Regions from separate parts of the Homo sapiens genome. Here all the other regions are linked to region 4. The links are chromatin loops, found by intact Hi-C in ENCODE. Cell type or tissue: GM12878. All regions are shown on one strand. Region 1 overlaps MIER1 (MIER1 transcriptional regulator). Region 2 holds the start of IL23R (interleukin 23 receptor). Region 3 overlaps PDE4B (phosphodiesterase 4B). Region 4 overlaps MIER1 (MIER1 transcriptional regulator). Region 5 overlaps DYNLT5 (dynein light chain Tctex-type family member 5).

Region 1 (5,000 bases), 54 kb before region 4:
AATTAAAAGTTTTAAGTAAAACAAAAACAACAAAAAACTCATACTTCTCAACACTTCCACCCAAAACTTTGATTTACTTAGATATGTATGTAACAACAGTGAATGTACATTAAGATGAAGTCAAGTGTTGCAAAGTGGCTTTTAACACTGTTTGGGAAAAAAAGTTGTTCACATTGGTGAAGGGAAGCAGTCCGAACATATGTTAACAGTAATACTTCATGGGGGTAAGGCCTGAATGCTAATTTCTCAGTGCAAACCTTCACTCAATTACATCAGACAGTTGAGCCATTAAAAACAAGACCACAGAAGCTTTATTTTAAAAAGGCATTGGCTCTTGAACTGATGGCTGAAAAATGAACTGGAAGAAGCATTTGGAGTATGCCTGTGTGAGAAAAACAAGAATAATTAATATTTTATAAAAGTTTGGATATAGGTTGGTCTATCAGCTATATAAAACTACATTATTTAACAAGAATTTAGCACTAAAAATAAAATGGCACTTTTACAAGGCTATGCAGATGGATAATCCTATCTGTAATCACACAGAGCAATGATTATTGTGTATCTTATTTTCACTTTGGAAAAGCATTATCAAATCTGAAAAATTGGATTGTAACTAGAAAAGTTTGAAAAGTTTTCAAACTTCACTTTCTCTTCATAAAATCGATACTGCCTGCCAACAGTTGTTCCTTGTGTGTGCCAATATCTAAGTATCACTTGACCCCCCTCCTCTGTTTATTTAATGCAGAAATGGGAAATTTTATGATGCATATAAAAATAACAGGATTCTGGTCAGCATGATATATTTAAGCACTTAAGCTGACATTAAACTTTTGTCTTGCTTCAAAAATAATTTTGAAAATTATAGCAAATGCAAAACAAACTGCAATCTAAGCATCATGCTTAATTTCAGAATTCTCAAATTACTTGCCCTTAAGTAGAAATTTAAAAAAAAAAAAAAAAAAAAAAATTTTATAATCCTTTATGAATGCTTTAACCACCTGGATAAGAAATATGACTTAATTACTACACAAACACTTAAAAATTCATTAGAAAAACCTTAGCAAAATAAAATGAAAGCTGACAGACTCAGAATAACAATTCCTCTCATAAAAGTTTACCAACTGTACAAGTTAAGAAAATTATACACGCTTTTGTATTAAGAAAGGACAGCTCAGTCAAGACATATGTACTGTAAAAATCTTTCAAAGGCTACAAAGAATCTGGAAAAATACAGAATGTATTTCTTAAGCCCAGATAAGAATATGGAAAGACATCATTGATGTCAACAATTTTACATATACAAACCTGACCTGGTTTATTTTTAAACTTCTATATATAAAAAAATCATGCTAGCATAATTTTCAGGATTCGTAAGGGTTTCCTTAATAAAGATACTCAAACTGTTTGGTGAGAAAAATGTCTGTTTTAAAGACATTTCAAGAAACTCAGAGAAATTGGTATTAAGCAGAAATTTGGACTTGAGTTTCCCATTCATCCATCAAACTAAGCAAAAATTACCTTGTAGTGAAATTTTATGATTAATACATCAAATGAGAAGGTACAGATACATCTTTAGTTCATTCAGATTTACCAAAATTAGTAAATCTGAATGAACTAAAGATATTCAAATGAGAAGGTAGAGATATATCTTTAGTTCATTCAAATTTACTAATTTTTAAAATACCCTTAAAAGAGTCTGACAGCTTTAAAGTAAAAAAATCTGCAAAAGGCAGAATTATGAAACCTCATTTCCTAAAGTTAAGACTCAATTCAAATTTTCAAACTGCTTCAAGGAAATCAACTTTTTAAGGTAACCCATCAACCCTGAAAATTTTAGTCACACCAGAATTTACTCCAAAGAAAGTAAAATAGGTCTAAAATTTAGTCATCTGTGTTTTCAAGTTCTTCAAATTTCCCATGTGAGACTGCTTCTTGGAAAAATTCAGAAGAACCTGGACTTTCTTTTCCATTGCTGTTTACCCTTCGCCTTTTGGCAGGTCTCTCACTTTTTTCATCAAAATCATTTTCATTTCTTGCAGTCATATGGGCAAGTTTTGGGTCAGTGGTAAGGTTATCTGTTTCATAACCATTAGTATCCATATCTGCATGAAGTGGTTTCTTATTTCCACCTGTTGGTCCATTAATGTGTAACCCTTCAACTTTTACTTCCTCTTTGTTTAATATTTCACCTGGTCCATTAGATGACACTCCTAAGTTGAAAGAAATATAAATGAAACCACAATTAGAAAAAAGTTAAATTTGCAAACTATTATAAAACAGCTTGTAGTTATTGTTATCAAGGAAGCAAGGTATCAAATACATAGTCTAAATTCTTGCTCTATTACTTATAAGCTATGTCGCCTTAGGCAAATTATTTACTCTTTCTGTATCTCCATTTCATTACATATATACAATGAAGATCATAATAGATATTCCTCACAGGGTTGTTGTGAAAATTAAATAAGTTAATAAATGTAAAGAACTAAGAACAGAATTTGGCATATGTTAAAAGCATATTAGGTATATGTGACAGCAAACAAGCACTGGATCCAGCAGTCTAACTAAGCTGAATTAATGGAAAATGCAGTAAATTACTCAGATTTAACAAAAGGTTTTCAACATTCTAAAACCACGTAAAAGCAAGATGAATGCTCTTTCTTTAAAAAGCTTGAGTAAACTGCCATATAAAAGCAAGATGTCATGACTTTTTTATTCTTAATGTAAATCTATGGGAACTGTACTTTAAAAGATCACACAAGGCTGGGTGCAGTGGCTCACGCCTGTATTCCCAGCACTTTGGGAGGCCAAGGCGGGTGTATCATGAGGTCAGGAGTTCAAGACCAGCCTGGCCAATAGGGTGAAAACTTGTCTCTACTAAAAATACAAAAATTAGCCAGGAGTGGTGGCGTGCACCGTCTCCCAGCTACTCGGAAGGCTGAGGCAGCAGAATCACTTGAACCCAGGAGGCGGAGGTTGCAGTGAGCCGAGATTGTGCCACTGCATTCCAGCCTGGGCGACAAAGCGAGACTCTGTCTCAAAAAGAAAAAAAAGATGATCACACACTATTTACCTAAGTAGACTTAAATAATCTGTCATAATGTTAAAAAACTAATGCCGCACTATCCAAGCATATACTTGAAAGTGCTAAATTATTTACTTAAGTAAATACAAATTACTTAAAAAGTAAATACAAATTCTATAGTAGGTGAGAAAAGTAAAAGCAAAATTATTCTAATAAAAGAAAACAAAAGTTCATTTTAGAGTTGACTGTAAAATGGAATGCAAATTTTGGTGATAAGAAGTAAAATATAGGGTGCATCACTGAATAATTACAATTTAATTGCTTGAAAAATATTCGGCATAAAGGATGAGCCTCAAATACTGTATTCTGATAGAAGAAAATATTCTATTTTGACCAACTCAATGCACTCAAATCATGAATGCACATGGGGATTATGCATCATAATATATTGAAGAGAACAATTCTGTAGGAACAAGTCCAAAAAGCTAGCTGACGACTGTGATTAGGTCAAAAATAACTGTAAGATTTCAAAGTACTAATTAAAGCCCCATATAAAAAAGTAATATAACATTGGGATGAAAAGTTCCTTCCTTCCTTTGAAAAAGCTGGCAGTTTTGACTGTACGTAATGTTGAGTGGCTTTTGAGCTACAAGTAATTTATAAGTAACTTATGAACACTTTCCTAGCCTAACAGCATGTTCTCATCAAATAGTTTCTTAAAAAGGAAAAGAAAATGATTTGGTGTTAATATGTTAAGAACAAACAGGAAAAACAATAGTAGTACCAACTGTCTGCCTCCCTTGAGCCTATACGGTTAGTCCCAAGGTCAGAGTCTCAGCATCTTATTCTACTTCAGAATGGACGTGACAAACATTAGACATCAAGTCAATAAACCTTCTTGGACCAGGACATAGTTACTGGGCCCTAAGTTTTGTTTGTTTGGTTTATTCCTAGAAGTAGTGAGGGAACAGAGAGGGGTCATGAAATGAACTAAGCATATACACTCCAGCAGGACCAATGTGAGACCAAAGGTCAGAAGAGGATCAAGGCTTTCACAGTGTTTCTCTTCCAGTTTCTGTCAGGAAGAAGTCAGCTCTTCACTGGTACTCTCCTATCACCAGTTTCCTCAGAGGAGCTGGGGGTGGCGCTTATTACTTTCTTCTTGGAACTCTTTTACTTAAAAAGACCATTTAATCAAAGAAGAAATCAAAATAATTCTCTGGCTCTTACTACTGATCAGCACAGTGATCTCTGGTCCACTGTATATTTTAAACGGAAACACTATCTGAACCTCAAACAATTGGTATGCCTTTTTCTTCTCTTTTTCTTGGAGAGAAAAACAAATATTTCTGTAGAATATTAATATACAGGTTGATACCGGCTTTATCTTTTCTCATTATTCAAGGTTATTATGCTATCAAAGAGAACTTAAATATTCAAAACAGTGCACTTGTTACCTTACATCAAGGTATTTTGCAATGATCTGTATATCTCATGTGAAACTGCAGGGTTTTGACCTAAGAGTTAACATAAATACTTGTATCTAGGCATCAACCCAACTAGACAAGACAGGAAAAGAGATGCTACTGAAAAAGAACAAATTTCTTACAAGAAATAGTCACTGTTGACAGTAGGCTTTATTAAAATTACTTTTTAGTGATGTCCAATCACTTTGTATTCTGTTAGTATATATGTATGCTGATGTTATGTTTGTCTCATGTGTTATCATTTTTTACTTTCTGCTCTGGAAGTTTAATAGAAACCCAAACGGAATTTCCCAAGTCACTGCAAGAAAGTGTCCCTTATTATGAAGAAAGAGAAATGTTTCTCTGGTTGCTTACCATTTTGATTAGCAGTGCTTACAGTGCCATCTTCTTTCTCAGACTGGCTGTTACTACTGTTTGATGCAGTTGGGGGAGGGGATGGTGCTCGACTAGATGCAGCACTTTCACTTTCGTCTAGAAGACGATCCATG
Region 2 (5,000 bases), 240 kb before region 4:
AAAGGTAAGATTAGAAATAACACTAGGCACTGTAGAATCTGAACCCCATTCTCTAGCTACTCAACCAATCTTTTGTTCTTTTTTAGATAAAGCCTACTTTTTTCAGTAAAGTTTGAATATAATGAATAAAATCATACTCTTGCCAATGGCCCACATAGTTACTATGTGCCCGGCACAAAGTAACTATCAACAAGTGGTTTGTGAAATAGAATTGCATCCAAATGTTTGACAGGTAATTATATAACAGTTATAATAGTTTGACAATAGAACATGCCAACTCAAACTAATAAGCTCCTTTGTGGAAATATCCACATGTGAGTAAGAGGGCTGTCTAGAAGGGAAATTTGAGAAAGAAATCCTGCATTTGGAAGGAGATTGGGCCATTTTTATTTCATTCTATGTAATTTTTATGCACACATTTTTTCTAGTCTAATAATATTTGTATTCTTCAGAGATTCTAACATAAAACCATGAAAATGATAATCACTCAATATTCCATTTGTTGAATGAAAGATAGCAATAGATACATAAAACACCATACCTCCATGACACCAGCTGAAGAGTATGTAAAGGGCTATTACTGCATCCCATTGAATAGTGACCTGATTCATGTCTGGAAGCAGGAAAAGACTGTTTCCCTCTGGAAAAAAAATATGAAAAATGTTTAAATTGTAGTATTTTAGTAAAATAATAAAAAGCATAACATTTTTCCCTAAGAATTATTGTATTTGATGGGAACCTTTGATTAGGGAGGAAGAAGGAAAGAAGGAAGGAAGAAAGGAAGGAAGGAAACAGAGCAAAGAAATGTTACTGGTATATTTAGGAGATATAACAAGAGATGGAGAAGTAAAGCAAATAAATGGAATTTTATACTCTTCAAAAGTCACTATGAATTAACTCAGTAGGGCATTTGATCCATTACAGTGCCTCCTAATCTAGCCTTTCTCATCAGAAACCTCCTCCTCTGAGTTAACTTCTTTTTTTATTTTATGTTTTAAATTTTTTTAGAGACAAGGGCCAGGCTCTGTAGCCCAGGCTGGAGTGCAGCGGCATTATCATAGCTCACTGTAACCTCAAACTCCTGGGCTCAAGCGGTCCTCCCAACTCAACCTCCCAAAGTGCTAGGATTACAGGCATGAACCATGGTGCCTGGGCTGAGCTAACTTCTGGTGATGAATTCTTCTCCCTGCCAAAGTTACATACTTATCACACTCCAGAAATACTAGTCTTTGATGAGCTAAACTTGGGAAGAGCCAAAAATTTCAGAACTCCCAGAGAAAATGGATTCAAAATTAAGAAAAGTGAAGTGAGATTAAGCAATATGTGCTCTCACCAGTGAGACTCTAAAAAGCGTTTCATCTGGGGAGGCGTGGTGGCTCATGCCTGTAATCCCAGCACTTTGGGAGGCAGAGGCCGGTGGATTGCTTGAGCCCAGGAGTTCGAGATCAGGCTGGGCAACAGGGTGAAACCCTGTCCCTACTAAAAATACAAAAATTAGCCCAGTGTGGTGGCATGTGACGGTCATCCCAGCTACCCGGGAGGTGAAGGTTGCAGTGAACCATGATCACACCATTGCACTCCAGCCTGGGCGACAGAGTGAGACCTTGTCCCCCGCACCCCCTAAAAAAGAGGAAAAAGCCTTTCATCTGTAGAGAACGCGAAAGGAACACGTTATAGAAATTCCTAATAATACCGTTGTTAGTTTACAACTAGAGTTACACTATTTGATTAATCAGTTACATGAATTAACTCATTTACTCAATGATCAACATTATTCAGTTATTTTATCTGTTTAATAAAACCTGAGCTTTTTCTATAAAACTACAAGAGAACGCAATGCATGGCTCATCATATCGCATAAAATATCTAGTAACATTTAAAAAAACTGGGGTCCCCTTGGCTCAGAAATATAGGGATCCCTTTCATTATTTGTTAGCAATAGTAATTCTTCTCTTCATAAGAAGCAACAGAAGCCCTAAAAATGTTCCTAGTTAGAAGTTAACTGATGGAAATATGCAATAATTATTATTTAAAGTAATGTGATGCCATATAATATTATAGATTCCCTTTTCATCAGTAACCACTGCATGGAATATCATGAGAACTTGCAAGAGAAAACAACTTGGCCCATGTATTTCCAAAAGGAAATATAGCTGTCTTTAAGTATTTGGATGATCGCTGCCTATTTACCTTTCAACCTGTTTGAAGCACATAATTCCACTTCAGAGCCAGGCTGCCACCCTTGTTGGCTGTGTCATGTCTTCTTTCCTCACTGCCTGCCTGTCAGCACTCACTTTAGATTTTCACTTCTGAGGTCAATGGAAATGTCAGCAGAGCCCTGACCTACATTGCAGACTCTTGAAGAGGAACTCAAACTGTCCAATTCGAAATGACTGGCTCTCGTGTCACTATTTGGGGAAATCCAGATTACTGAAAGTGAACTGTTTTGTCGGTACTTTTTTTTTACAGCTTAATTTAAAATGGTCTCATCCAAGAGGCAGAACACTTATACATGTTTTCTTAAAAATGTCAAACATTTTGACACCAAAAATATGACGCTTAGTTTTAATTTACAACCAGCATTGTTATTAATTATACACTTGTTTCTTTTTTTAGTTTTCCAGCTTTGTTGAAATATAATTGATGAATAAAATTCTACAATTTGATGATATACAACATGATGATTTGATACATACATATTTTGTGAAGTTATTATACAATCAAGTTAGTTAATACATCTCTCATCTTATTTAGTTACTCTTTATTTTGCAGAGAGAACATTCAAGCAAATTTCAAGTATGCTGTATAATTCAGTATTGTTAACTATGGTCACCATACTGTATATCAGATCTCCTGAACTTACTCATCTTATAACTGCAAGTTTATGCCCTTCGACCAATAGCTTCCTTTCCCTCCACCACCCTCTAACCTTGGTAACCACCATTCTATCATCTGTTTTTATGGGTTCAACTATTTCAGATTCTGCATATAAGTGAGATCACGCAGTATTTGTCTTTCTCTGTCTGGCTTATTTCAGTTAGCATAATGCCCTCAAGTTGCATCTATGTTACCGCAATGGCAGAATTTCCTTCCTTTTTATGGCTGCATAATATTCCTGTATAGCCTACAGATTCTTTACCAATTATTCCACTGATAGGCACTTAAAATGTTATTTCCATGTTTGGGCTATTTTGACTAACGCTTCATGAACATGGGAAGGCAGATATCTCTCATGGTGCTGATTTCATTCTGTGGGGGGACTATAGATCCAGAAGAGGGATTGCTGGATCCTAAGGTAGGTCTATTTTAATTTTTTAAATAAAATTGTTTTTATTTCACACTGTTTTCCATGATAACTGTACCAATTTACATTCCTAACAGCAGTGTACAAGGCTGCCCTTTCTCTGTACCCTCAGCAATACTTATATCTTGTCTTTTTATCATAGGCACCCCAAAAGGTGGGAAGTGATATCTAATTGTAGTTTTGTTTTTTGGTTTTGGTTGTTGTTTTTGTTTTTGTTTTGAGACAGAGTCTTGCTCTGTCACACAGGCTGGAGTGCAGCGGCGTGATTACGGCTCACTGCAACCTCTGCCTCCTGGGCTCAGGTGATCCTCCCATTTCAGCTTCCTGAGTAGCTAGCACCACAGGCACATGCCATCACACTCAGCTAATTTTTTGTAGTTTTGGTAGAGATGGGTTCTCACCATGTTGCCCAAGCTAGTCTTGAACTCCTGAACTCAAGCAATCTGCCAGTCTTGGCATCCCAAAGTCCTGGGATTACAGGAGTGAGCCACCACGCCCAGCTCATTGTAGTTTTGATTTGTATTTATGTGATAATCAGTAATGTTGAGTACCTCTTCATATACTTATTGGCCATTTATCCGTCTTCCTTGAAAAAAAAATCTATTCAGGTCCAGAATCGCCTGATGACACATTTCTTAGAAGGTATCCCAGTCATTAAGCAACATATGACTCCAACACTGTGTGGAGAATTGATTGAAGATGAAGAGCCCAGTTAGGAGGCTATGGAAAATCAAGAGCTGATTTTTGTTTTATTTTATTTTATTTTATTTTATTTTATTTTATTTTATTTTATTTTGTGACAGAGTTTTGCTCTGTTGCCCAGGCTGGAGTGCAATGGCACAATCTCGGCTCACTGCAACCTCTGCCTCCTGGGTTCAAGTGATTCTCCTGCCTCAGCCTCCCAAGTAGCTGGGATTACACATGTGCCACCATGCCCCGGTAATTTTTTTTGTATTTAGTAGAGACGGGGTTTCACCATGTTGGTCAGGCTAGTCTTGAACTCCTGACCTCAGGTGATCCTCCTGCCTTGGCCTCCCAAAGTGCTAGGATTACAGGCGTGAGACGCCTCACCCGGTCTGGTTTTTTGTATTTGTTGTAGAGATAGGGTTTCACCATGTTGGCCAGGCTGGTCTCGAATTCCTGACCTCAAGTGATCTGCCCATCTCAGCCTCCCAAAGTGCTGGGATTACAGGCGTGAGTCACCGTGCTCTGCCCAAGAGCTGATTTTTAAATCAGATTTTCTGGCCTTTATTGTTTTTGTTTTTGCTATTGAGTCATTTGAGTTCCTTATGTATTTTGGATATTAACCTTTTATCAGATAAATGATTTGCAAATATTTTTTTCCCTTCTGTAGGTTGTCTTTTTATTTTGTTGGTTGTTTTCTTTGCTGAGCTTTTTAGTTTGATATAGTCCCACTTATTTATTTTTGCTTTTGTTGCTTGTTTTTTCAGTGTCATATCTAAAAATATTTTTACCCAGACCAGTGTCAAAGAGGTTTTTCCCTATGTTTTATTCTAGGAGTGTATTAGACTGTTCTTGTGTTACCATACAGGAATAACTGAGACTTGGTAATTTATAAAGAAAAGAGGCTTAATTGGCTCACAGTTCTATAGCCGGTGCAAGCATGGCACCAACATCCGCCTGGCTTCTGGTGAGGCCTCAGTAAGTTTACAATTATGGCAGAAGGCAAAGCAGG
Region 3 (5,000 bases), 650 kb after region 4:
AAGGAAGAACTTATGCCCATGACATAAAGAGCTATGATGCTTTTAGAAAGCAACATAGGACATGTACAGGAGGGAGCAATTAGGCAGGACTCATCATTTGAGGCTTTCCAGAGGGAAGTATTTAAATTAGATTTAAGGGGCCTATATGGAAAATGGTTTGGAAGTGTGAAGAGCATGCAGAGAGGGGTAAATCAGGGGAAGGCCTTGCTCTGTGGATGAGGAAAGCCAGACTGCCTAAACTTGTGATGAGAGGGAAGGAATAAAGGAAAACCAGGTCAGTGAGAACAGAGACCCATTGTGTTGACAAAAAGCATGCAAAGAACCCTTATTTTCCCCTGGGATATACAAGTAACAAACCAGCACACATGCACGTATGCATGCACACACCACACACACACACAAACACACATACACACACACACACGGCACAGAACTGGAACATTCAGAGAGCTGAAGGATTCATTGTTTGTCCGGGCAGGTACCCCGTGCAGCTGCATGAAGCAATAAAGGAGCTGCTGCTACTCAATGCCTAAAAGACTTCCGAGCTTACAAATATGTGAAAAGCTTCTTCCAGTGTTTATTCACTACACTAAAGGTGTGTGTTTACTTCACAGAACTGAGCCCTTGTTCCTTTGAGGCCCTATTAGCAATGCAGGGATGAAAAGGAAGTCATAGTGTTATGTTCTTAGTAGGATGACTGGCTCTTTTGGTGAGACTGTCCTTCCAAAGGCAGCAAATGGAGAACTCCGGAGGTTTAGCCTTGCATTTGCTTTCCAGAGAGATAGTCACATAGCCCAAGAGAATGAAAAAGCTCTTTCATGAGCCCAGTTTTCTTTTTGTGCAGATGGCAGTCCAGATTGGCATCACAGATTCTGAAACAAATTTTTGTTCCACGGATGTTATTTCAAGTTCCCCAAAGCTGTAGCAGCTGGGCAGCTGCAAAGTCATTCAGTTTCTCTGGCCCCATAAGCAGGCTCCTCCTTATCAGAATATACCCCAGTTTCAAGAAAGCCTATTTTCCCATGAATAGGACAGCAATCTTTCTCTTCTTTTAGTTACAATTTATTGCACTACCTCTCTTTCCTTGTTCATTCTTTTTTCAGTAAATATTTTTGAACACCTGCCTTGTGCCAGGAACTAAGCATACAGTCTAGTGTATAAACAGTCAAGAAAATAGGCAGTTACAATATATTAAAAACAACTAATATTTATTTAGTGCTTTATGTGTGCCAGCCACTGTTCTAAGTGTTTTAATTTTGCTCTTAAAACAATTCTATGCAGAAGGTTCTATTATTATCCCCATTAAACATGTAAGAAAATCAAGACCCAGGGATGTTGAATTACTTCTCTACAATCATACAGAGAAAGAAAGGTATTGAACTAGAACTAAGTGCAGGCAGTCTTGCTGCAGAGCCTGTCTTCTTAACCAGGAGGTACATGGAAGGGGCAGGAGCTGAGTATTATTACAGAGAAAATACAGGTACTGGGAGCATGTATGAGATGTCACTAACCCAGACTTGGGGCTCAAAGAGAAGTTGTGTATTTAAAATGCATATAAGGCCGGGCGTGGTGGCTCATGCCTGTAATCCCAGCACTTTGGGAGGCCGAGGCACGCAGATCACGAGGTTAGGAGTTGAAGACCAGCCTGGCTAACATAGTGAAACCCCATCTCTACTAAAAATACAAAAATTAGCCTGGCGTGGTGGCGCACACCTGTAGTCCCAACTACTTGGGAGGCTGAGGCAGGAGAATCGGTTGAACCCACAAGGTGGAGGTTGTGGTGAGCTGAGATCGTGCCACTGCACTCCAGCCTGGACAACAGAGCAAGACTCTGTCTCAAAAACAAAAAATAAATAAATAAATAATAAAATAAAATAAAATAAATAGAATGCATATCAGATCACGTCAATCTGTTTCTCAAAATCTTTTAATGGCTCCCAACTGAATTTGCAGTAAAATCTACATGTCTACCATGACTTACAAATGTTCTGCTTAACCTGGCATCTCTCAGTCTCTGTGGCTGCGTCCCTTACTGTTGTTCAAAGTGCCCAGTTCTCTGGCTGTGGCATCTCTGAGGTGTTGGTTACTCTCTCAGGACCACCGCCCCTCGATCTACCCCAGCTACTCAGTGTTCAGGACTCCAGTTTAAAGTCATTTATTTATAGAGTTCTTTCCTATCTTCTAATCTACTTTAGGCCCCAGAATGATAACAATAATAACACTAGACTAATGATAATGATGATAATGATAAATAGTGATAAAACTAATGATCATAATAGTTAAACACTAAATACTACTGGGTGCCAGGCGTGTTCTAAATGCTTTACGTAAAATAACGCATTTAGATATTGCCGCAACCCTAATGGTAAGTACTAGTATTATTCCCATTTTTACAGGTGAAAAAGTGAGCCAATATCATAGCATTCTGTACTTTCCTTCATTACAATTATCAAGTGTATAGTCATGAATTTATTTATGCATTATTTCCTGGGCCGTAAGATCTATGAGATCAGGGTCTGAATACATTCTCTTCATCACAGCATCCTCAGTGGCTAACACAGTGCCTTGTATACAGTATGAATTTAACACGTTTATTAAATACATTAATGAATGAATAATGGACGTGTGAGATGTATTTCTCTCAAGACTTACACCTTTGCTTACTACTTACAATAAAATGGATAGATGAGAAAGAAATTAAAGAAAGTCCTCTAGTATGTAATAATTATTAAGGTTGTTGGTAGTCCAGTCACTTCGCTTTCTTGCTATGACATTTTCCCCATCCCCTTCTTGATAAGCTATAACATCTGAGGTTTACAGTGGGATGGAGGCAGAGACAGTGTGGTTTAGACTGCAGAGGAAAGAGCATGGGTTTTCAAGAAATACAGATCTAGCTTTCAGTTCTGATTCTATCACTAACTTTGTGGTCTTGAGTGAGCCCCACATACTTCCTGAATCTTCTTTTTCCAAATATGTGAAATAGGGGCAATAATATACGCAAAGAAGTTTAGTTTGGAGAATTAGGTGACGTGATATATTCAAAGGGGCTAGCACTGTGCCTGGCACATACCAGAAATGGAATAAGCACTAGCCCCTTACCTTTCCTGAAATCAGAGGCACACATGTGGGCTTTGGACATTATCTAGTTTATTAGACCAGCAGTGCTAGCCAGACTAGACCCTAGAAATTTGAAGCCCCAAATACAACTGAGGGGGCAGAGAGAAAATAGCATTATCTGACCTGGCTGCCTGTAAGATTCAAATAAGCTGGATAATCGCCATGGTCCCAGCTTACTCTGTGGACACAGCCAGACAGGGGGTAGGAAAAATACAGAAAACTCCAAGGGGTCGCTTTTGGTGCTTGTCAACAGCTCTGACTGGGAGGAAGTCAAGACAATAAACCAAGAAAAAGATCCAGTGAGTTCTGTTGCCTGTTCTCTATTTTGAGGGGACAGTCCCTGCTTTGTTTCCCTCCTCTTGGGTGAAAGGCTGTTCCCTGAAATGCTCCTGGCTTCCGAGAACAGTTCTGGAGGCAACTTCATAATGTGCTGGCTCGGGGTTGATCAGAAGCAAGCAAGCAGAATTCACCCTGCCCCCAGGATCATACCCACTTGGGGAAGCAGGAGGCAGAAAAAGGAACTTCGGTGGTCCTCTTCCTTCCTTGTCTCTTAGCAAACTTCCATATTCATTCTTCTCTAGGCTAACTCCAACCTCCTTTTTTATCTCCCTCCCTTCCAATAAAGAGAGGAGAATGGGTTAAGATGGGTATGAGGTTGCTTTTTCCTTCTCAGCAGTAATTGGAGAGGGTGTAAAGTTTTTCCCAAAAGGGCCAATCCTCTTCCCTTCCTGCAGACTCTGCTAGTGGGTTTTGTCCTCTCTGCAAAGGGAGGCTTTGCACCAGCTCCTAGCGCTACTCCCTGCTAAGCTTCCTGGGTTGTAACACCTATGCCTGAATAGGTGTGTACCAACCCTGAAACATGTATTTCAATACAACTTTGATGTGCTGTACAAGCTGTAATGATGCTATCATATAAAGTGGCATCCTGTCAGGCTTATGCAAGACAGGGCTTTCAGTTAACTAAGATTTGGTTTACCAGAAGTCCTAAGTAATTTGACAATCTTTTTTTGCACTCTGCTTTTAAGAGAAAAAGCTGTATTTAGGGGTGTCCCTTTATATTTGGTGTCAGCTCCATTCTCCCTCCTGACTTTTCAGCTTTCCCATGTATGAGCTGGAGAACTCTACCTTCAGCTCTAAAACTATTTCTATATAACAAGATTTCTATAGTCTCAGGAGGAAAAAAAAAGTCTTAAACTTCAAAAATTACTCCCTTCAGATGGTATTATTATGGAAGCAAAGTAGACCAGAACCTTCTAGAAAGAGCTCAACAGGGCTTTCTGTTGTGGTTCTCTACTGATACCAGAAGGCTGGGATCTTAGCTACCACACATTGGTGGTTTGCTATGTGCTGAGTACTATCTGAGTCATGTTATATAACACTAATAACACCAATACTAACACTGGGACTTTCTACATGCTTTATACATGTTAACATATTTAATCCTTACAACCAAAACACACAATTTCCATCCTAATTTTGGAGACGAGGCAATTAGGACACAGAGAGGTTAAGCAATTTGTCCCAAGGTCACAAAGTGGTGTGGCTGGAATTTGAAAGAGGCAGTCTGACTCCAGAGTCTTCACTCTTAATCACTATATAAAGCTTTTCTCATTTAGCCCTTACAACAATCTTAACATATAGAATATTAAAATGCCCATTTTCAGCTGGGCGCAGTGGCTCATGCCTGTAATCCCAGCACTTTGGGAGGCCGAGGAGGGTGGATCACCTGAGATCAGGAGTTCGAGACCAGCCTGACCAACATGGTGAAACTCCTTCTCTACTAAAAATATATAAAAAAAAAAAAAAATTAGCTGGGTGTTGTGACGCATACCTGTAATCCCAGCTACTTGGGAGGCTGAGGCAGGAGACTCACTTGAACCTGG
Region 4 (5,000 bases):
AACACTAAAAACCAAATAAAAACAAAATTCCAGTTCTTTCCTTCTTGCAGTTGAACAATCCATGCGTTCCCACAAAACATTCCATTCTCCAACTGATAAAATATTTAAGAAAACTAAAACATACATTAGAAAATATTAGGAAATGATTAGTGAATCAAAATATTTTTTTCCTTTATCTTACAATAACGCAACCATCTTTAATTTTTAAAACAAAAAAGTTAACATAATTTCTTTTACATATTAGATTTTTTAGTTCCCTCGGCAATAAAATTTATTTTTTAAAAACACAGAAATTTTAAATTTAAGTTTTTTAACTTAAATTTCTCTGTATAAGCTATTTTCCTTCAGTAATATCTTGCCTTAGTATATGACTACACACCTCAAAGCTCAAACCATCCTGAGCAACACCATGAAAGAAGAAACCACATTACCTATGTAGCACATTGCTGCTTACCCGATATTCACTGAAAGGGGTCCACTGAAGACACTAACTGACAAAATGTATAAATCCAGCTACACACAACTCCTTAAACATGAAGGAAACAAACACTTAAGAATAAGAACCTCACCAGGACTAAAATCCAGGTACCGATTCTCAGTCTACTGGAACAAACGCAGTCACATTTTGGGGAAACAGAAAGTACTACGTTCTCCAATTCATGTGCCTGGAAATACAATTCTTTAACCACCAAGAGCAAAAGAAATGAAAATAAATCTAAGATCTAAATTTAGTTGTAAATTAGAGATATTGAATGTTTTAAAAAGAATACTCGCAGCAAACAGTCCTGTCTGCTACAGCAAAATCTCACCCTCCTTCCTAAATCTGTTTTGGGGTGCCTGTGAAACCATGAAAATGGCAATTCAAACAAGAGAAATGCCTTATCAATCAAAATTTACAGTGGCTTATTTCAAAGGAGTCATAAAAAAAATCCAAATACATCATCTCGAACTCTCAGGAATAAAGAATACTGAAATTCTTCCACGGGTAAGGAAAAACGGAAACAAAACAAATCCCACAAAACTTCAGATATTTTAAACATTTTTTAAACTTCCAGTTATTTAAAGTTCCAGTAGCGTATACTTAGTTCCGATTAATAAATCAACAGCAGTTGTATGCCCGCCAACTGCGGCCCAAATATGTAAAATCAAAAAAAGGGGCTTTAGGAACTTGTTTACTATAAAACGAGCAAAAAGAAACAAGAAAAAGCTTCTCCAATGAAAGAAAAATTAGAAGAGAAAGAAGACAAGAATAGGTAGCCTTGATTTGGAAAGGGGGTGGGGGGAAGCCTGGAAAGTGAAGGTGGTGGGGGGAGGTGGAAAAGCAGCTCAGAGGTTGTACCTTGGGGAGCGGGAGATGGAACTGTCTGGATAAATGGGCAGACTCCCCCCAACCTGGAGGGCTGGATTGCGGCTGGCCAGATTAATTTATCCACTCTCATTTTACCACGATCATGAAAATTACAGAGTTAATCAAAGGCCGTCAGCCTTACGTTTTCCCCACTAACACAGACTGGATGTCAGTCGCAAATGGATGGGGGTGACGCGGAAGGGCGCAACAGCATCTCGGTTAGGAAGGGAAAAAACTTCGCAAGAGGAAGCAGCAGCTTCTCTCCTGGCCCCTAGCACCGGCCGGCGAAGTTGCGCCACAGGCACCCCTTCCCCGGCGGGCGCCCCCTCCCCCTCGCACCGCACTACTACGCTGCACTACCCTTCAAACTGCCCCCGAAGTCCAAGTACGCCTCCGCTTCCTCCTACCCCCGGACCCATCCCAACTAAGTTCCAGGCGAAGCTCCCGCCCAGAGAATGGCCTGTTCCGGACAACAGGTGGGCAGCGGCGCCAGCAGGGCCGGGCCTCTCCTGGCCAGGCCCACTCCACTCCTCCCCGGCCCAGGGCCGGGGGCGCCCGGCTCCGGGACAGGGAGGGGGAGCTCGCTCCCTTACCTCCGCCATATTTGCCGTACTGCCGGGTCACATCTCCGCGGCGGCCGCAGCTGGGTCACGGCCAGAACCCGGATGTGAGACTCAGCAACGGGACTCCGGCCGCTGCCGTCTCTGCCGCTCCCGCCGCCACTGCCTCGGCGGGAACGCGCAGGAGCCGCCCGAGCGCGCCCACCACACCCCACTCCGCCCCCTCGCGGCGCCCCGGCTGGGCTGGACTGGAGGGAAAAGACCAGCGAGCACGCGCCGGAGCAGGGGCGCGCGCGCGGCCCCGCGGCCAGCCCTCCCCGGGAAGAGCGGAGGGGGCGGAGTCAAGGTGGGTGTGGGAGGAGGTGGGCAACCGCGCGGGGCGCTTCGCTGGCTCCAGCTGATCCGCCACTCCAGGCGGAGGGGGTTGTCTACGGATCAGAGAGGTCAAGGAACAGTGCCAAAGGAGTCACATCCAGCATTGACACAGCAGAGGAAAAATACGTAATATTTTACATGTAGGTCGTTTTTGAAATGCATTTGCTGAAAAACGGATGTTGCTGTGATGCAACGGCGGCAAGAACTGTGCTTTGAAAGCGGTTATGCCTTGACAAATATTTCTCCATCAGTAGATTCCCGACAGGAAATGTAAAATTCTATATCCCCAAATCTCTAGAGAGGTCAGAGCAAAAATTAATGGAAGGGGTTATGATAGGCAGTCCGCCATCCTCATGTCATTTGCGTTTTCTCACACACTTCTGTCATGCCGGTAGCAACACAGTTATGTACTGAATTTTGCACAACTAGACAAAATTTAAAATACTGAAAATTGACTGTTTTATGGATATCATCTATTTAGTAGCATGGAGGGAGAACCTACTTATTTGCAATGCCTGAAATGCCTGTAACTTGAAAGTTTATTTTAATGTATTGGCCTACAGCTGCCAATTGGCCGTGATGCCAATGCTGATGATGGCCAGAACCAATGATTTCAAAGTAACTAACATGTTTCACTTCCATTATACTAAGGCACATACTGAATAACACAAAGGTGACATTAAAACAGTCACTAACATATTTTACTAAACCAGTTTGAAAGTCTTTATTTCAAAAGACTGGGATTTTTTTCCTAATCTTCAAGGGTTCCTCTTAATGCAGTTTCAAAAGTGGCTACCAAAATCAACCATTTAAATACGAGAATTATTCATTCCTTCCAAATAATGTGAACCAATACTACATTGCATAAATGTGTACATATACAATTTTTCTTAAAGTTAATACTTAACTTATAATGCAATATAGGGGAGGCTATTAAATTATTTATATTCCCTTAAAATTCTAGACTCTATCAAGCATTTTCCTATTTCCAAAGATTCAATGTTAATTTGAAACTGTTATGTCCAATAATAATCTGTGCATGAATAAACTGCATTTACAGATATATGAAGTAGCTGCTAAGTGAAAGGACATTACCTGGTAATTTGACAGGAAAAGAGTCCACAGACAGTCTGTAAACCAATTAAACATAAACATCTGATGCACATTTTCTACTGAAAGAAAAGCAAGGGAAAGAAGAGAAAGGAAAACTTTAAGGTTCCCAAATCTACAAACAATTTTTACCATTAACTGTACTGTACAGTATTTTCATTTTATTTTTTAGAAAACTTATATAAAAGTGTTTTTCAGGATTCCTTGGGGGAATAAATATTTTAGCAGAGGTATATAGTTTCTAATAGTTACCCTGTTGAATTATGTCAATCCTCTGGACTTGAAATAAAAATGACTTTTTAAAAGTGTCAGTTCATATCCAAATAGTTTTCAATCAATACACTTAATGAAAAGAGCTGAAGGCAAAGAACAATGGATATACATGGACCTGAGGTGGGTACAGACACAATTAGGGGCCTAGAGGTACAAACTCAGGCTTTATACCATGGAGATGAAGGAGGGTTTTCCATTAACATATGAAAGCTAATTTATGAAATTTGGCTACCAAAGGAAAATTAAAAGTGTTACAATACAAGGTACAGAAATAACTTGCTTAAGTACACTGAATCTTTGATTCTTCAGTTAAACTACCAACAGAAATCCCAACTATGATAAAGAGCAGGGGATCATAGTCTATTAACCTACTGAATGAATCCTAAACTTGTCAGGAAAATGGAAGTCTGAAACATTTCTGAATGGGTATCTATCTTACTGTTAAATAACTCTTTAAGTTTATTAATATTGTGTATCAATATTACTAGTTTTAAATGGTATTATTATTATTGAGGGAAAAAAACTCTCTACATTTTTCCCCTTCCCCTTTTTATAAATGTGGATTCAGTGGGTTTTTTAGGTTCAGATATTATAAAAAAGAAACAGCTCTAATACTGCAATTCATAGGTAACACATTACCACTGAATTCAGTATCCTTCCACTATTATTTTATTTTAGTGATACACCTAACTGTAAAATTTTCAGGAGCCACCTTACGGAATGAAAAGTCTTTCTCAAAACGCTTACTTACCCTCTTCAGTATTAAATATATAAAAATTAACTATTCACTAGTTATAGAATTTTAGTGTTGGATGGGACCTTAGAGATCTTTTAGTCAATTCTCTACCCTGTCAAGATAGTAATCTCTCATCATGCTTCTACTACCAGGCTTTCTGCCTATGTTTAAACCCCTCCAGTGACTCACTATATCTCATAAAAAGGCTGCTCTTTTCAAAAAAAGTTCAAATGTTTAAAACATTCTTTCTTTTATTATGCCAGAATCTACCTCCTTGTTGTTTCCATCCATTACCCTTAGTTCTTCAGCACTTTGGATTAATTCAACAGATATCTTCTTTGTATCCAAATGCAAACAGTTAATATTTATACTTGGGTTAACAAAAAAAAATTTATTTTTAAAGCCTATTCATACTAGAAGAGTTGAAAATAGGACATGAGAGAGCTAAAGGCATAAGAAAATGCACCATTAATTGTGTCTGCTTAAAATTATTACACTTTGTTATTTATTAATGTGATATCCAAAACAGTAGTTCTGTTGGAATTGTGTATAAAATTTTTAAACTAAAAAAGTGTGCTGAATTCCAATTTTATGTGAG
Region 5 (5,000 bases), 160 kb after region 4:
CTACCTGGAAGTGGGATGCTACAAGTAATCAATAAATCATAAAACTTGGGGCTGGCAGTGGTGGCTCACGCCTGTAATCCCAGCACTTTGGGAGGCCGAAGTGGGCAGACCACTTGAGGCCAGGAGTTCAAGACCAGCCTAGGTAACATGGCAAAACCCCATCTCTACTAAAATATATTTTAAAAAATTAGCTGGGCATGGTGGCACATACCTGAGATCCCAGCTACTTGGGAGGCTGAGGCACAAGCACAGCTCGAAAGGAAGGTAGAGGTTGCAGTGAGCTGAGATCATGCCATTGCACTCTAGCCTGGGCAACAGAGCAAGACTCTGTCTCAAAAAACAAAACAAAACAAAAACCAGTAAAAACCCATAAAACTTGGAATTAGTTTTAGAGAGGAACTGGGGCTTTGAGGAGTAAATTTTCTATATTTTGCTGGAAACCTGGTAATTTTTTTTTTTTAAACTATTATTTTAAGTTAGGGGGTACATGTGAAGGTTTGTTATATAGGTGAACTTGTGTCACGGGAGTTTGTTGTACAGATTATTTAATCACTCAGGTATTAAGCCTAGTACCCAATAGTTATCTTTTCTGCTCCTCTCCCTCCTTCCACCCTCAACCCTCACGTAGGCCCCAGTATCTGTCGTTCCCCTCTTTGTGTTCATGAATTCTCATCATTTAGCTCCCACTGATAAGTGAGGACATGTGAAGCCTGGAAATTCTTATCATGCAGAGGTAAAATAATTAGTCTATTGCTTTCTGTGCCTTGGAAGGCTGACTGTGCATCAATTAAGACTATAACATCATAAAAAAGTATAGGAAATGTTTACTTTTTAAAACCTGTATTATAAAAATCTGAGATCTGATAGTTCCCACATTAGAATGAAATGGGTTAGAAAAAGGGAGAGAACAAAAAAGAAGGAAAATGTTGAATAGAAAAAATAAGATATTTATTCCTTGAGAAAAGAAAAAAGGAAAAGAGAAAATATTTAAAATGCTTGCAGGTATGGGCAAATAGCATTAAACCAGAATATGAGCTTGGCAAATTTTTAGAAATAAAACAGTTTTATGTTTTAAAATTGGGGAATTGCCAATATCAGTTCAGAATACTGGTTTAGAAAAACCTGGGCATATTTTCTATTGATAAACAGCTTCACTCAAATCCTTTGAAATCTTTAAAGATAAATATGTGAGATACCCAAAAAGTAAATTTATAATTTTAATTACCAGTGCCATATACCTGGCACAATACATTTTTGGGGTATATATCACAATATTACACATGGATGGGTTTCAGTTGTCTGTCATCAGACTTTCCCTAGTTTACAATGACAACCCTTCTAGACACGTGATCTCATTGTAAAGTGAATGCTACGGTTTTATTTTTTAAATATAAAAAATATTCTTGCTGTCTATGTGTTTTACCAGCTTGCTGGCATTTATGGAGAAAAAAATTCAATTGGCAAAACGTGTCCCAGAGAGTTATAAAGTTTTAGAAAGAAAGGTAGATGAAAAGTAATGTAATAAAAGAAAGTCTGGCGTAAACCACTGGTGAGAACACTTAACAAACTAACTAATATTATTGCAGATGGAAGAGTAACAACTTGTAATTCAATGAAAAATACAGTGAATATCTGAAACCACATGTGCTATTGCTGAGGACAGACAGCCTGCATACAGAAGTAGCTGCATGAAATTGGTCCAGAATAACAAAAGTAATCCTCCTTATTTGTACCTGGCTGACACTGGAAATGCACCATGCTAATCCAATAGTATGCATTCTGATTATTTGCAGGAAAAAGACAAAAAAATTATTTAAGAAGTTAGAGCCTGTAGTCCCAGCTGCTTGAGAGGCTGAGGCCGGAGAATTGCTTGAACCTGGGAGGCGGAGGTTGCAGTTAGCCGAGATCACGCCACTGCACTCCAGCCTGGGCAACAGAGCAAGACTCCATCAAAAAAAAAAAAAAAGAAAAAGAAAAGAAAAAGTTAGAACATATTTACTCTTTAATGAAATTCATTTTTTTCTTAAAAACATCTTGCAAATTTGCTTGCTGACCAGTCTTTGAATTACCTAGATAAACACAAGGCATGTCTTTTTATTATGACAGTTAGAGATGGTAACAATAATTTCAGTTAATTCTCATCAGCCACAATAGCATCTAATTATTATTGAGAACTCATTTCCATACGTTTTCAGAGTTATTATTATACCTAGATGTTTTGAAGCTGCAGGAAGAGATAATATTGAACGCATAACTGGCCTTAGAGACATTAAAGTAGTATCTTTAAAGGTCAGAATATCATCTTTTCCTTCTATTTGTAACTATGAAATGCCTGGAACCACCATGTTTATAAATATAGTATCATTTAAGTGTGTCTTCTTCGGAGGGGAGATAAGCTGTTATTAAATCATGTGCTGCCTCCCAGTGGTGATATTTCAGAGTGCACAGAGAAAAACAAGGTCTTCAGGGTATAAATTTGTACATTTGTACTTTCCATTTTTCTTCATTCTTTCAACAAATGTTTATTGCCCACAACATGTCAGGCACAGTGGGAAGTACTGGTAACACAGATAAAAATAAGAGCCCTTCTGCTCAAAAAACAGGATGTAGAATGAGATTAAATATGCATAGAAACTCCTTTACTTGGGAACTTTCCACCTAAGACTATCCATGGATATTTTTATGAGTGTTATGCTCAAGAGCAAAGCATACCAACTTGTCCCCAGCAGTAGATGATGTTATTTGTCTGGTAAGGTAAGTTAGTTTTGCAGTTATTTAGTTTATTCCAAATTTGCTGGATTTTTATGTACAGGCATATCTCATTTATTGTGACTCACTTTATTCTGCTTTGCACACAATGTGTGTTTACAAATTGAAGGTTTGTGGCAACCTTGCATTGAGCACATCTGTCAGCATTATTTTTCCAACAGCATGTGCTTACTTCATGTCTCTACGTCACATTTTGTTAATGCTCACAATATTTTAGATTTTCATATTACATCTGTTATGGAGAGCGATGATCAGTGTTATTTTATGTTATTATTGTAATTGGTTTAGGGTGCCACAAACTGTATCCATATAAAGAAGCTGACTTAATTGATAAATGTTATGTGTGTTCTGACTTCTCCACTGACCAGCCATTTCCCATGTCTCTCTCTTTGGGTCTTCCTATTTCCTGTGACACAACAATATTGAAATTAGGCCAATTAATAATCCTACAGTGGTCTCTAAGTGTTCAAGTGAAAGGAAGAGTCCCACATCTCTCACTTTTAAATCAAAAGCTAGAAATAACCAAGTGTGGTGAGGAAGGCATGTCAAAAGCCGAGATAGGCTGAAAGCTAGGCCTTTTGGGCCAACAATTAGTCAAGTTGTGACTATAACTAAGTAGATTTTTTGTTTGTTTGTTTTTGTTTTTTTTTGAGACAGAATCTCGCTTTGTCACCCAGGTTGGAGTGCAGTGGTATGATCTTGGCTCACTGCATCTTCAAACTCCCAGGCTCAGGTGATCCTCCCACCTCAGTCTCCCAAGTAGCAAGGACTACAGGTGCACACCACCACACCTGGCTAATTTTGTTTTAATTTTTTGTACAGACAGGGTTTTGCCATGTTGCCCAGGCTGGTCTCGAACTCTTGAACTCAAGTGATCCACCCACCTCAGCCTCCAAAGTGCTAGGATTACAGGTGTGAGCCACTGCACCTGCCTGAAAAGTTCTTGAAGGAAATTAAAAGTGTCACTTCCGTGAACACATGAATGATAAGAAAGCAAAACAACCTTATTGCTGATTTGGAGAAAGTTTTAGTGGTCTGGATAGAAGATCAGACCAGTCACAAATTCTCTTAAGCCAAAGCCCAATCCAGAGCAAGGCCCTAACTCCCTTCACTTCCATGAAGGCTAAGAAAAGTGAGGAAGCTATGGAAGAAGTTTGAAACTAGCAGAGGTTTGTTCATGAGGCTTGAGGAAAGAAGCCATCTCTGTAACATAAAAGTGCAAGGTGAAGCAGCAAGTGCTGATGTAGAAGCTGCAGCAAGTTACCCAGAAGATCTAAGATCATCGGATAAGCTAAGATCATTGATGAAGGGGCTACAATAAGCAACAGATTTTCCATGTAGATGAAACAGTCTTATTTCAGAAGATGCCACCTAGGGCTTTTATAGCTAGAGAGAGGTCAATGCCTGGCTTCAAAGCTTCAAAGGACAGACTGACTTTCTTGGTAGCAGCTAATGCAGCTTGTGCCTTTAAGTTCAAGCCAATACTCATTTACCATCCTGAAAATCCCAGGGCCCTTGAGAATTATGCTAAATCTACTGTGTTCTATAAGTGAAACAAAAAAGACTAGATGACAGCACATCTGTTTTACGGCATAGTTTCTTGAATATTTTAAGCCCACTGTTGAGACCTACTGCTCTGAAAAAGAGATTCCTTTTAAAATATTACTGCTCATTGACAATGCACCTGGTCACCCAAGAGCTCTGATGGAGATGTACAAGAAGATTAATGTTGCTTTCATGCCTGCTAACACAACATTCATTCTGCAGCCCATGGATCAAGGAGTAATTTCGACCTTCATCTCATTTATTTACTTATTTTTGTATTTTTAATTGATGTATCATAGTGATACATTTTTATGGGGAACATGTGATATTTTGATACATGCATACAAAATGTGTAATGATCAAATCAGGACAACTGGGATATCCATTGCCTCAAACATTTATCTTTTCTTTGTGTTGGGGACATTAAAATTCCTCTAGCTATTTTTTTCCCCTAACCCCCACTAGCTATTTCGAAATATATAATAAATTATTGCTAACTATAATTTCCCTACTGTATTATTGAATACTAGAACTTATTTTATCTAATTGTATTTTTGTATGTATTCACCAACTTCTTTTCACCCCATAAATCTTACGATTTAAGAAATTCATTTTGTAAGGCTATTGCTGTCATAGATGTGGATTCCTCTGATGGATCTGGGCAAAGTAAGTTGAAAAGGATTCAC

Evidence for each region. A loop is a pair of places that touch in the nucleus more often than their neighbours do. Peaks named below come from ENCODE experiments on the same cell type or tissue, not always from the same donor. Only the 100,000 strongest peaks of a DNase experiment are listed, where the experiment ranks them.
Region 1: it touches region 4 in a loop (4-fold over the local background); 19 of 110 quality-filtered maps call a loop at or near these places.
Region 2: a loop joins it to region 4, with 3 times the contacts of the local background. A loop is called at or near these places in 2 of 110 quality-filtered maps.
Region 3: it touches region 4 in a loop (3-fold over the local background); 5 of 110 quality-filtered maps call a loop at or near these places.
Region 5: it touches region 4 in a loop (2.5-fold over the local background); 36 of 110 quality-filtered maps call a loop at or near these places.

The regions. Positions count from the first base shown.
Region 1 is chr1:66,981,785-66,986,784 of GRCh38, reverse strand. It overlaps MIER1 (MIER1 transcriptional regulator), which reads right to left. Exons shown (of 14, transcript NM_001077700.3): 13 at 4,867-5,000; 14 at 1-2,213. The coding sequence ends at 1,885. It also overlaps a transcript of SLC35D1 not described here. Among named protein-coding and RNA genes, the nearest start is that of MIER1, 59 kb to the right of the region's middle. RefSeq lists silencers at 2,012-2,212, 2,200-2,249. In GM12878, no CTCF peak of the experiment used is centred here; a DNase peak (open chromatin) is centred at 2,124.
Region 2 is chr1:67,163,732-67,168,731 of GRCh38, reverse strand. IL23R (interleukin 23 receptor) reads right to left here and starts at 2,278. Exons shown (of 11, transcript NM_144701.3): 1 at 2,191-2,278; 2 at 542-640. The coding sequence starts at 611. RefSeq lists an enhancer at 2,337-2,526. In GM12878, no CTCF peak of the experiment used is centred here; a DNase peak (open chromatin) is centred at 2,311; H3K27ac peaks cover 457 bases.
Region 3 is chr1:66,274,252-66,279,251 of GRCh38, reverse strand. The region is part of intron 7 of PDE4B (phosphodiesterase 4B); the gene reads right to left. Among named protein-coding and RNA genes, the nearest start is that of PDE4B-AS1, 230 kb to the right of the region's middle. In GM12878, no CTCF peak of the experiment used is centred here; DNase peaks (open chromatin) are centred at 891 and 2,841; H3K4me3 peaks cover 965 bases; H3K27ac peaks cover 1,850 bases.
Region 4 is chr1:66,927,342-66,932,341 of GRCh38, reverse strand. All of the region lies in intron 2 of MIER1 (MIER1 transcriptional regulator), which reads right to left. Among named protein-coding and RNA genes, the nearest start is that of MIER1, 4.9 kb to the right of the region's middle. RefSeq lists a silencer at 1,570-2,389. In GM12878, a CTCF peak has its summit at 2,149 (motif pointing left); a DNase peak (open chromatin) is centred at 2,121; H3K4me3 peaks cover 2,444 bases; H3K27ac peaks cover 2,614 bases.
Region 5 is chr1:66,762,607-66,767,606 of GRCh38, reverse strand. All of the region lies in intron 2 of DYNLT5 (dynein light chain Tctex-type family member 5), which reads right to left. Among named protein-coding and RNA genes, the nearest start is that of DYNLT5, 13 kb to the right of the region's middle. In GM12878, a CTCF peak has its summit at 2,423 (motif pointing left); a DNase peak (open chromatin) is centred at 2,417.